2 separate regions of the Homo sapiens genome follow, and region 2 is linked to region 1. Evidence: chromatin loops called from intact Hi-C (ENCODE). Cell type or tissue: sigmoid colon. All regions are shown on one strand. Links, peaks and the distances in the headings refer to the core of each region. The heading gives the core; the rest is flanking DNA. Region 1 overlaps BAG2 (BAG cochaperone 2). Region 2 has its middle 7.8 kb from the start of LINC03001.

The links. Peaks named below come from ENCODE experiments on the same cell type or tissue, not always from the same donor. Only the 100,000 strongest peaks of a DNase experiment are listed, where the experiment ranks them.
Region 2: a loop joins it to region 1, with 5 times the contacts of the local background. A loop is called at or near these places in 16 of 110 quality-filtered maps.

The regions. Positions count from the first base shown.
Region 1 is chr6:57,175,925-57,181,311 of GRCh38, forward strand. All of the region lies in intron 1 of BAG2 (BAG cochaperone 2), which reads left to right. Among named protein-coding and RNA genes, the nearest start is that of BAG2, 6.3 kb to the left of the region's middle. In sigmoid colon, for the core only: no CTCF peak of the experiment used is centred there; a DNase peak (open chromatin) is centred at 2,127; H3K4me3 peaks cover 3,370 bases; H3K27ac peaks cover 967 bases.
Region 2 is chr6:57,252,813-57,258,199 of GRCh38, forward strand. It overlaps a transcript of PRIM2 not described here. Among named protein-coding and RNA genes, the nearest start is that of LINC03001, 7.8 kb to the right of the region's middle. In sigmoid colon, for the core only: no CTCF peak of the experiment used is centred there; a DNase peak (open chromatin) is centred at 5,167; H3K4me3 peaks cover 789 bases; H3K27ac peaks cover 1,054 bases.

The DNA of each region.
Region 1 (5,387 bases), core at 246-5,245:
TTCTGGAGGCCTAGACTTGCAACGGTGGAGGGTGGGGTCTTGGGGACTGAGCTTTCAACTTGTGGGATCTGATACCGTCTCCAGGTGTAGGGAGTGTTGGAACTGAGTTGGGGGATACTTAGCTGCAAATCCCCCACATATTTGGTCACAGCCTTCTGTGTTGTTACAGTGTGAGAGCAGAGGAAAAACACAGTGTGAGAGTTTTTTCTAAAACACAGGCTAATGTTTATTCATTTAATGTACACGGACTATGTGCCAGGCCCCATGTCGTTGTTACTATTATCACCATTCTACAGATAGGGAAATTGAGGCTTAGAAGCTTAAATGACTTGTCCAAAGTCACACAACTAGAGAGTAGTAAACTCCAAATTTGAACCCAGGAAGACTGGCTCTCCAGGCTCTAATACTTTATGCCTGAATTTTCTTAAATATATCACATTTCAAAATATAGAAATGATATATGGATGAATAGATGAGCTTCCTCTAAGAGATAAAAATTCAATCTAAATTGGCCTTTAATTCAGTGGATATTGAACACCCACTATGTGTTAGGTATTGGGTAGCTCCTAGAAAGCTCAAGATGGTAATGAAGATGTTTGGGGGATGGGTTTTGGAGACTGGCAGAGGGGAAAATGATAGGACTGGGAGATTGGCTTTTCATATGTTTCCCAAAACTTATAACACAGTGGCTCCTTCTGCCTTCCTGTCAGCCTTTCACTGTGGCTTAACCTGCACCCAGGTAGTGAAGGGATGGGGTTGGGGGTGATAGGGATCATTCGTCTGGCTTAAAGTTTCATGTTAGGGTGTGCCAGTGTTCTAGGAGTCACAAAACAAGATGGCATCATAGTTAATACTGTGTGACAGCCTGTAATTTAAAAGAACACTTCATATATGTTATTTGAAACTTTAAGAACCCTTCGAGTTAGGTGGAGGGCACATACTCTCTCTCCTAGAAATGAGGGAAGTGAGGTCCAATTAGGATGAAGTGGCTTGCCTGAGGACATGCTACTGAAAAGTGGCTCTTCACACTAAAAACACTAGTCCCTTCTTTTACACCAAAATGTCTTGACAGTAAATGTAATTTAACATTTTGGTGATTAGGAAAACACTTCAGAATTTTACATTGCCTAAAAGTGATCATTATAGCATTCTTTTGATATAGGAGTATGGAATAAGAGACAGAACTATGAGTTTTAAGAACCTGTTTTAGGCCAGGCGTGGTGGCTCACTCCTGTAATCCCAGCACTTTGGGAGGCTGAGGTGGGCAGATCACCTGAGGTCAGGAGTTTGAGACCAGCCTGTCCAACATGGTGAAAACCATCTCTAATAAAAAATTCAAAAGTTAGCCAGACGTGGTGGCGCATGTCTGTAGTCCTAGCCACTCGGGAGGCTGAGGCAGGAGAATCACTTGAACCCTGGAGGTGGAGGTTGCAGTGAGCTGAGATCACACCACTGCACTCCGGCCTGGACGACAGAGTGAGACTCCATCTCAAAAAAAACAAACCTGTTTTAGAAATTATTTCTTTCAAATCATGGTATGAGCATTTGCCATTTTCCCTCCTTTTTATGAAAGCACAAATTTTCATCATTAATAAATAAGCCCACATTCATAATGGTAAGAATATAATAGCTATTAATACTATAAATATATGCCAGTGCCAATTCTAGACACATTATACATATTAACTTGTGTGTGTGTGTAATTTTTTTAGTCAGTGCTATCAGTCACTGTTAAACTCTACCTGCTTTACTTCATTTAGTCACAAGCACTGTTCCCTTATCATCCCTGTTTCATAGGCGACTGACCCATTTGCACAGCTAGTAGTGGCAGTGCTGGCGCAGTTTTCACTGCATACTCTATTAGCTGACATATTAATAGTAGCCACAGTTTGCGCAAAATTGCTGTTGTACTCCTCCTAAGTCTCCCAGCAGTTTGCCGTTTCGATACTGAGACTGCAGAGGTTTGTGAGGTGCCCAAGACCTGGGTACTAGCTGAGGATGCATGCGCTCCGGTTTTGTCTTCCTACTGAGTACTCTGACTAAAATTTCTTTTTGTCAAAGCCTACTTAGTTGTGATTTCATGCAGGGAGTTTTCCAGGAGCACAGCCCAGGCCAGCCTTGATGTGAGGAAAAGTTCTTTCCCAATTTGGACGTGTAGCTGCTTCCGGGATCTGTTAGTAAAAACAGAACTGCCCTTCTCCGCCAGAAGTGTTGCCAGATGAGATATTAAGAAACATGAAGGATAAAGTGAGATGGTCCAACATTTCTCTAACCAGAGTTCCAGACGAAAATAACAGAAGGGGAGACAGGGAATATTCAAAGATACAACAGCCAAGAATTTTCTAGAACTAATGGAAAAATTGTAGACAAAAGACGTGTATATGAGTTTAAGGATAGCAATAGCTGACAAACAGTACAAACGTTACTTAAACTAAGTAGAGATCTAGGTTCAGCTTTTTAAAAGAAAAAATGTAAAATATGAGGTAGACATATTTTAGACTGTAGAGTAAATGGATGTACCAGGGCCAAAAGGAGCATGAATTGCCTTAAGGGAGAGGAAGGGGGAAGCTAAGGAAACAATTCCTGCTGAAGCAATTGGGTTTTGAAAAAGGTGATCCCAGTAGACAAGGGTCAGGGAGAAAGAATGCTACCTGAAGAGGGAATAGGACATGAAAAGCCCATGTTGCCAAATAAACCCTGAGATCTTTACATTTTGAAGAATGACATTTTACCCTTGCATGAAATGAAAAAGGTATACATAAAAATGTATATAAGAAGTTCTATAAATGATGAAATCTGGTTTTCACAGGGATAATGCCCTGGTAATTTCTATTATGTATTAAAAAAAGCCTTGTGGGATGGGGGTGGGGGAGGGTCCCTAAAACACAAACTTTAGCAGTTCCACCTAACTATTTGGTCTCATTTAATGATAAAATATTTTCGTCATATGACAGGCTTATTATATTTTTTCTAGAATGTCTTTTTTATCTATTTTGTTAAGAACATGAACTTACTGCTGTAACTCATAAATGAAACCTTCCTTTTCAGAATAGCATTGTTCTCTCTTATCATCTTACAATTGAATACAAACCGAAAAGGTGTTGAAAAATTAATCTCTTCTTTCAGCATCTTCTCATTTATCAATCACATGATTCACCTGTGTCATTTGTCTAAATATTGGAGTCATGGTTTGTGCTTTTAGCATAAATATTTAGTGCCAACTCCGTCTCTTTCCTATGTTCTGGGCCCTAGTTTATCTTTCTGAGAGATTGCTAATGTAAAATGTTTAAGTAAATACTGAATGGTCCTGGAATAGGGCCTGATACTTGCATTACTATTAGTTAGTAGAATATTTGTATTTTGATTGTGTTCTCTAGCCAAATTTGTCACATGCGATTCTTCCCAGTTCTTTGCTTTTACTGGCTCTTATAAACACACTTTGACATATATTTAATATCTTGAAGAATAAAGATATCCTGTGATTTTACAGCCTGTCAGTACTATTTTGGGGTATAACAGGTGGGTAACCGAAGGGGAAAAGGCATGTGTGTGCTTAGGGCAGGGAGAGGATCCTTTTATGGAATTGAACGTGCTAAAACATTGGTGAAGTTGTTCTTTCTGTGCACACTTAAGACAGCAGTTAGGATTAGATCTTTCATGAACTTGTATTTCTAAGACCATCCAAATACTGGGAATAGGTCTGTCACTTTCATTTTGCAAAAGTTGGCATCTTAGTTACTGTAATTCATAATAACAACGTTCCCTGGAAGTATAGAACATGTTAAATATACAATATATATTTCTTTATTTTGCCCTTATTCCACAGCTTAGTTTTTTAGTGACTGGGTATATTCATGTGTGTGTATAGTGTGAGTGCATGTGTGTGCAATTGAGTGAAGTGGGAAAGTAGTGCTTCTATAGTTTGATCAGGGCTTTACACAAAAAAGCCACAGAGATTTTCCCTTAAATTTGGGAAAAGACAAAGATACCCCCATGATTGCCACTGTTTAATACAGTACTGAAGGACCTTTTCTTAAAAAAAAAAAAGTAATAGGATTGGGAAGGAAGAAATAAAAACTGCAGATGATATGGATATGATTATTAACCTAGAAGAACCAACAGAATCAACAGACTGAACACTAAAATGAATACATGTAAATCAAGGTTGCCAGTGACAAGATAAACCTACAAAAACAGCACTTCTCAAACCAGTAAAAATCAAGTAGAAAATACAAATTCACAATAGCAGCAATATCCACGAAGACTACTATGAAGAATACATGGGAACTCTATAGATCTGAATAAATGAAGAGACATATATCATGCCTTTAAACAGAGAGATGTTATAAAGATGTCTAATTTCTCTTGTTTTTTGAGAAACACAATAAACTTACCCTAGAATTTATATGGAAAAGTTGGAGAAGTAAAAGTCCATAAATAGCTAAGTTATCTTTAAAGAAGATTGAGGGACCTGCTCTATCAAATATTAAAGTGTAGTACAAGGCTAGTGCTATTAAAAAAAAAAACCCAAAACTTGGCACTGGTATAAGAACAGTTAAATACACTAATGCATGGCATAGAGATTTTAGAGATAAATAGCGAATATACATTCGCTAGGGGAAAGATGGATTGCTTGGTAAATAATGTTGGGGAAAATGGCTATTTGGAAGAAAAAAACAAAACATTCTTACCTAACTGCATGCAGGGGTTGATGCTAGGTGGATTAAAGACATAAATATAAGGAAGGTAGAACTATAAAGTTAATAAGAGAAAATATAGGAAAATAGGACCAAAGGGTGGGGGAAGACCTTAGGTCAAAACTTCAAAAGCATACGCCATAAGGCAAAAAAAAAAAAAAAATTGATCGCATCAAAATAAGAGTCTCTCTTTAGTGCAAGACATCCCAGACGTGGTTCATATATGAGAGGATGAGAGATGGTTGCAATGTCTGTAACCAACAAGAATCTCTTGAGTATACAAATCAACAAGGGAACAGTAACTCCTGTTTAAAAATAGAAAAGCAAAATAGGAAAAGTCTATGAATAGGCTAACAAGGATACAAAGAGATGTCTGAAATTATTAGGAAAACACAAGTTAACACTGACATATCAGTGTATTTCTGTCACACTGGCAGCAAATAGAAAGTTGGAAAATGCAGAATGTTGGTAGGGATATGGGGACCCCTGTGCTTTGCTGTGGAGAGTGGATAGGTACAGGTGTTCTGCAGAATAGTCATAATACTAAGTCAAAAGCAGAGTACACATACCCTTTGTCTTAGCAGTTCTGTCCTGGTATATGTCCTAAGGAAATCCTCACCAAGGTCCAAAGGGGAGATGTATTCATAGAAGTGTTATTTGTAGTAATGAGAAGCTGGTAGACAACCTAAG
Region 2 (5,387 bases), core at 258-5,257, 77 kb after region 1:
CTGCAGCTCTGTTCTTTTCCAATCCTTGAACCTCTCATTATGGATGCCTCATCTCATCCTGTTGCCTTTTCCACTGTGGGTTGTATTGATCAGAAAGCAGATCTGTTTATGGAAGGAAAGAAAGGTATTGGGTTTAGTAGTTATTAGAAATAGAAATATTAGAATAAAGACAACATTGAAAGAAACAGACAAGAGAAAGAGGATGAGGTTCCCCATGTTTACATTCCTGTGACTCAAGAGTGCAGAGAGCCAAGAACAAAGCTGAAGTTTAGCCAGGGAAAGGAGAGTGTTCAACTAAAATTAACTCTGTAGGCAGCATTCCCAGTTGTTTGAGTTTCAGGATCCCCTCCTCAATTTCCTAAGAAAAACAACATGCAAGTTAAAAAAAAAAATAAACAGTAGTTAGGGGCAAAGAAACCGGTGTAATTAGGGCTAAAGTGATCTGTGGTATCTCTAAATGGTAGCTCCATTTAGAGAATGATCTCAGAGGCAGTTTTGGAAGGGTTTGGATCAGAGCAAGGAGGAGATCATGAGTGCAAGACTATAAACTATGGTCTATAAATCAGAAAGTTTATACTAAATTCAGAAACTTTAATGCTTCTTGGGGACTGTGGGCTTGTTAATATGCTACTGGCCTGATTTTGGTTAAGTCTAAGGATAAACTGGAAAATCATTAGTCCATGTGGCTATATCTGTTCTACCTGGTACTGTAGTTGTGCAGAGGGCTGCTCCCACCCTTCAGCACTGAGATCATGGAGCTCGTTCTCTTGGTGGTTTTCATGATTGAACCTGGATTAATAGTTACTAATTATATATATGTATAACTATCAATAGTGTAATCATGGTTATTATGAAATATTGATATAATTATTAATGCAACTAACTACTCTCCCTATATTCTCTGGTCTCTAGTTTCTATCAAGGAAGACTGAGCCCACACAAAGGCTTAGGATAGGAGGAGAATCAACATTCAGGGCTGCCTCTGAAACCCTTGTGCTATTGTAAACAGATTCCTCTATTCCTCCAGAGAAAGTTGGAAAGTGGAAAAGTTGCCTTTTGCTTCTTAGCCTTAATGCTCCTTCTAGTTTTTGGCTTTAATTGAAATCCCAGTCTCACAGGTTACCAAAGACATTGTTGTCATGATGTTGTGGTGATGATGATGGGTAGGTGGTGAGCTGTTGCTCAGCTGTCTGCACTACAACTTCTAAACCAAGAATTGTCCAACTTTAGTGAACATCATCATTTGGAGGGCTTCTGAAAACACAGATTTCTGAGCTCCATCCTCATTTCTGATTCAGTGGGTTTGGGGTAGAGCCTAGAATTTCATTTCTAACAAGTTCCTAGGTGACATTCATGCTGCTGGCCTGGCAACTACACTTTGAGAATCATTGTTCTACCTCATTACTGATTAAAATGCTCAACTTCCTTTGCAACCCTTGGCAATAACCTATACCATGCACTCTCCAACTAACAGCCCAGTCGCCACATATATACACTTTTGGAAGATATTATGGCAACAAGTCCACTGTTTCCTTTGCTACTCCAACTTCTCTATAACCCTAACTTCCACTATTTCCAATTCTCACACTTCCTCACCACAACTTCACCTACTCTTTGAGCACAAGGACAGTTTTGTGGCAGGCCGGGTCTCACTAACACAGGCCTCTGTAACAACTGTTTCAGCACTGACGGAGTGGCCAAGTTAAATATTAAAAGCTGATCGAGCTAGTGCCCTTATACAAAGGCTGGAATGTAACAAAAGCCCACCAGGAGTTTTGCTCAGGCCTTTCCTGGGCCTTGAAGTGTGACAAGATAACAAATGAATTCTTAACAGAGGCCTGTTTAGGATTAAACAAGTTTTATTGGAGGTCTGAAGAAACTCCCCAGACCTCCACAAACAAGTTTATTGGGGGTCTGAAGAAACTCCCCAAACCTCCATGATTTAGCAGGAGACAAGATAAGGGTAATCACCCAGCACCTGGACCCATTAGGATTAAGTAAATTTACCGAGGCTCCAGAGGAAGGTCTTCAGGATTCAGATCTTAGTTATAGATTAGAAGAAGTTAATCACTTATGTCTTCAGATGAATGCACACTAACACACAGACATATAGCTTAGAAGGTATATAAGCTCTGGAAAACTTTGTAACTTTGAGTTGGCCTGGCGATATTTTCCAGGCCTTTTCCCTGTACCCAGTTACAGAAATAAACTGTCTTCTTTCCCAGTTCGTCTGCCTCTCATTATTGGGCTGCGAGAATAGGCAGCCTGACCCTCAGCTTGGTCCGGAAACAGTTTGGTCACCTCAATTCCTTTATTTAATTCACCTTTTGATCTCTTCTTGGCTTCTAGGCCTTCTCCATACTGCCGAGGATCCATAGTTGATTATTAGAATTACTCTCCATTGGGCCGGGTGTGGTGGTGCACACCTGTAATCCCAGCACTCTGGGAGGCCGAGGCGGGCGGATCACGAGGTCAGGAGATCAAGACCATCCTGGCTAACACAGTGAAACCCTGTCTCTACTAAAAATACAAAAAATTAGCCAGGCATGGTGGCGGGCACCTGTAGTCCCAGCTACTCGGGAGGCTGATGCAGGAGAATGGCGTGAACCCGGGAGGCAGAGCTTGCAGTGAGCTGAGATCCCGCCACTGCACTCCAGCCTGGGCAACAGAGCAGGACTCTATCTCAAAAAAAAAAAAAAAAAGAATTACTCTCAATTTACTTGCATCCCTATATTTCCATCCTATTTCCAATGATCAATGTTAGGTCATTGCCACAACCTGCCTTCTCCATTTTTACACTGGTTGGGGAGGGAGTGATAAAGTTGATAAGAATGTAAACACAAATAACCACAATATACAGCAATGTCCCATTTAAATCATAAGCATAATACAGAAATTCGTGAACTTGTAAAGGCAGGAAAGAGAACATCTAGTTAGAATGATCATAAAAAAACTTCAAGGCTATTATGGCAGATACAAATATGAATAAGACACTACTAGACTTTTTTAAGCCCTTAAGTATAGGAATGGCATAATTTATATTCATTTCACTGATAGCACCAAGCGCTTTTCAAAAGAGAATTAATGAATTATGTCTCCTCTAGTGTGATTCTTTATCTATTACACAGTGCAGTGTGAAATGCCCTAAGGGGGCTTAAATGCTGAGTAAACAAATTTTTAAAAGCAATTTAGACACGCACACACACACACATACACACACACACACACACACACACATTAGATGTACAAGCATAGAAAAGTCTTGGAAGGATAAATACTGTCTTGCTTTATCCATCAGCATACTGATTACAGTTGTGATGAGGTAAGTACCCACACCTTTTGTAATGTAAAATTGTGCAGCAAAACAGCAAAAATAAAATATTACTTGGGGGAAAAAGACAATTAACTTGTTTTTGGCCAAAGGTGATAGAAACAATAATACTTGCATTTCCTGAGGCCCTACCATATGTCAGGCATATGCCACCTTATTTACCCCTCACCATCACCCTACAGGGCTATATTATGTATTATCTTCATTTTGCAATTGGGAATAGTTATTGTATTTCTTCCATTATAAGATCAAATTTAAAAATACTTTAAATCATTGGAATGTGTATGCATGTTATCATTTATGGTGTCTTAGACTTGATAAAATAACGTAAGTCACATTATTATAAATCATTAGATATAATATTCTAACTTATGGTTTAATTGGCTCTAAATTCTGTGCTTTTCCTCCATTGGATTGCGTTATCTTTTCTAACAAAAGTAGACTTTTGCTCCTTCTCCAAGTTTTCTTTCTCTCTTTCTCTTTCTCTTACACACACACACACACACACACACACACACACATGCCATGCAGGCACACACACACAGTTTTTCCTTTCTCTTTCTCTCACTTTCACACACACACACACACACACACACACACATACACTCTTACATCTTAGTCCAAAGTAAAAATATCCTGCTTATCAGATGCTCTGCCTTATTTTCAAGGCTTATGCTTATTTTGAGTGTAGCCATGGTGAACTTCATCTATCTAACTGATGTGCTAGTCTAGTCTCCTACCTACTGCTAAATTACTCAATTAACCTATTTTGTTCAATTCCATTTTAGCCACAACCCTTTAGTTTCAGTTGCCTTGACATTGGGGAAAAAAACCCTAATCTTTCTTATCTATTTGGTTAATTGGCCAAATTAATTCTGACAGATATCACATAGGTATTTTTGTTTTTCTTGGGGCAGCTAGCCACCCTGGGCCAGTGCTTCTCAATCTGGGCACACAAGAAACAACTGGTGTATCTTCTTGAAGCAAGAGTTCTCCTTGAAGATTTACTTGAAGAGAAAGTTGAAGCAGGACACTGAAAAATGTAGATGAAAATCTTTGAAAGAAGTATTTTTTATCTTAAAAGAAAAAAGAAAATATTATGAAACAGAATAAAATATCTGTAGGCATTTTTTTTTTTTTTTTGTGAGATGGAGTCTTGCTCTTGTTGCCCAGGCTGGAGTGCAATGGCGCAATCTCGGCTCACCGCAACCTCCACCTGCTGGATTCAAGCGATTCTCCTGCCTCAGGCTCCTGAATAGCTGGGATTACAGGCACCCACCACCAAGCCCGGCTAATTTTGTATTTTTAGTAGAGACAGGATTTCTCCATGTTGGTCAGGCTGGTCTTGAACTCCCGACCTCAGGTGATCTGCCCGCCTCGGCCTCCCAAAGTGCTGGGATTACAGGCGTGAGCCATCGCGCCCAGACTGTAGGCATTTTTAAGGCACAACTTTAATGGAATTTTGAACTGGTGGTAAACTACTCATGGTAACCTGTGGTTGAAACCATAGGCTTTGGGGCAAGACTGAAACCTAGCTCCTCCCTTTTCTAACTGTACCCTGGGGCAAGTTGCTTAGCCTTTTTGTGTCTCCATTTCTCATTTGTAAAATGGGAATAATATCATCTGCCTCATAGAGTTATCATGAGAATTAAGTGACCAGTATATGTTAAATGTTGGAACAGTGGGTCGTTCATAGTGAATTCTCCCTAATGTTAGCTATTTTCATTTTCATTTATATTTCTAGATATCCCAAGGGTTATTATTTTGTCCTCCTCTTTTGTTAAGTTGTCTCAGAGCAAAAGTTTGAGCAGCCCTGCCTTAGTCCTTCCCCAGGATTCTCTCCAGTATGCTGCACTTGGTTCTCATCGGCTGGTCTTTTGTAATGTTTCAGGAATGCACTGTTTTCCTTTTTCTCTTCTCTGTCTCTTTTTTTTCCAGCACCATTAAAAACAAAGAGTAGCTGTTTTAGGAATTTGGGAAGTGAAGAAACAAGACATTCGACTGTGAGTTTCACCCATGTTTAAAACGAAATAACCTAACAATCGGGAGTGGCGTG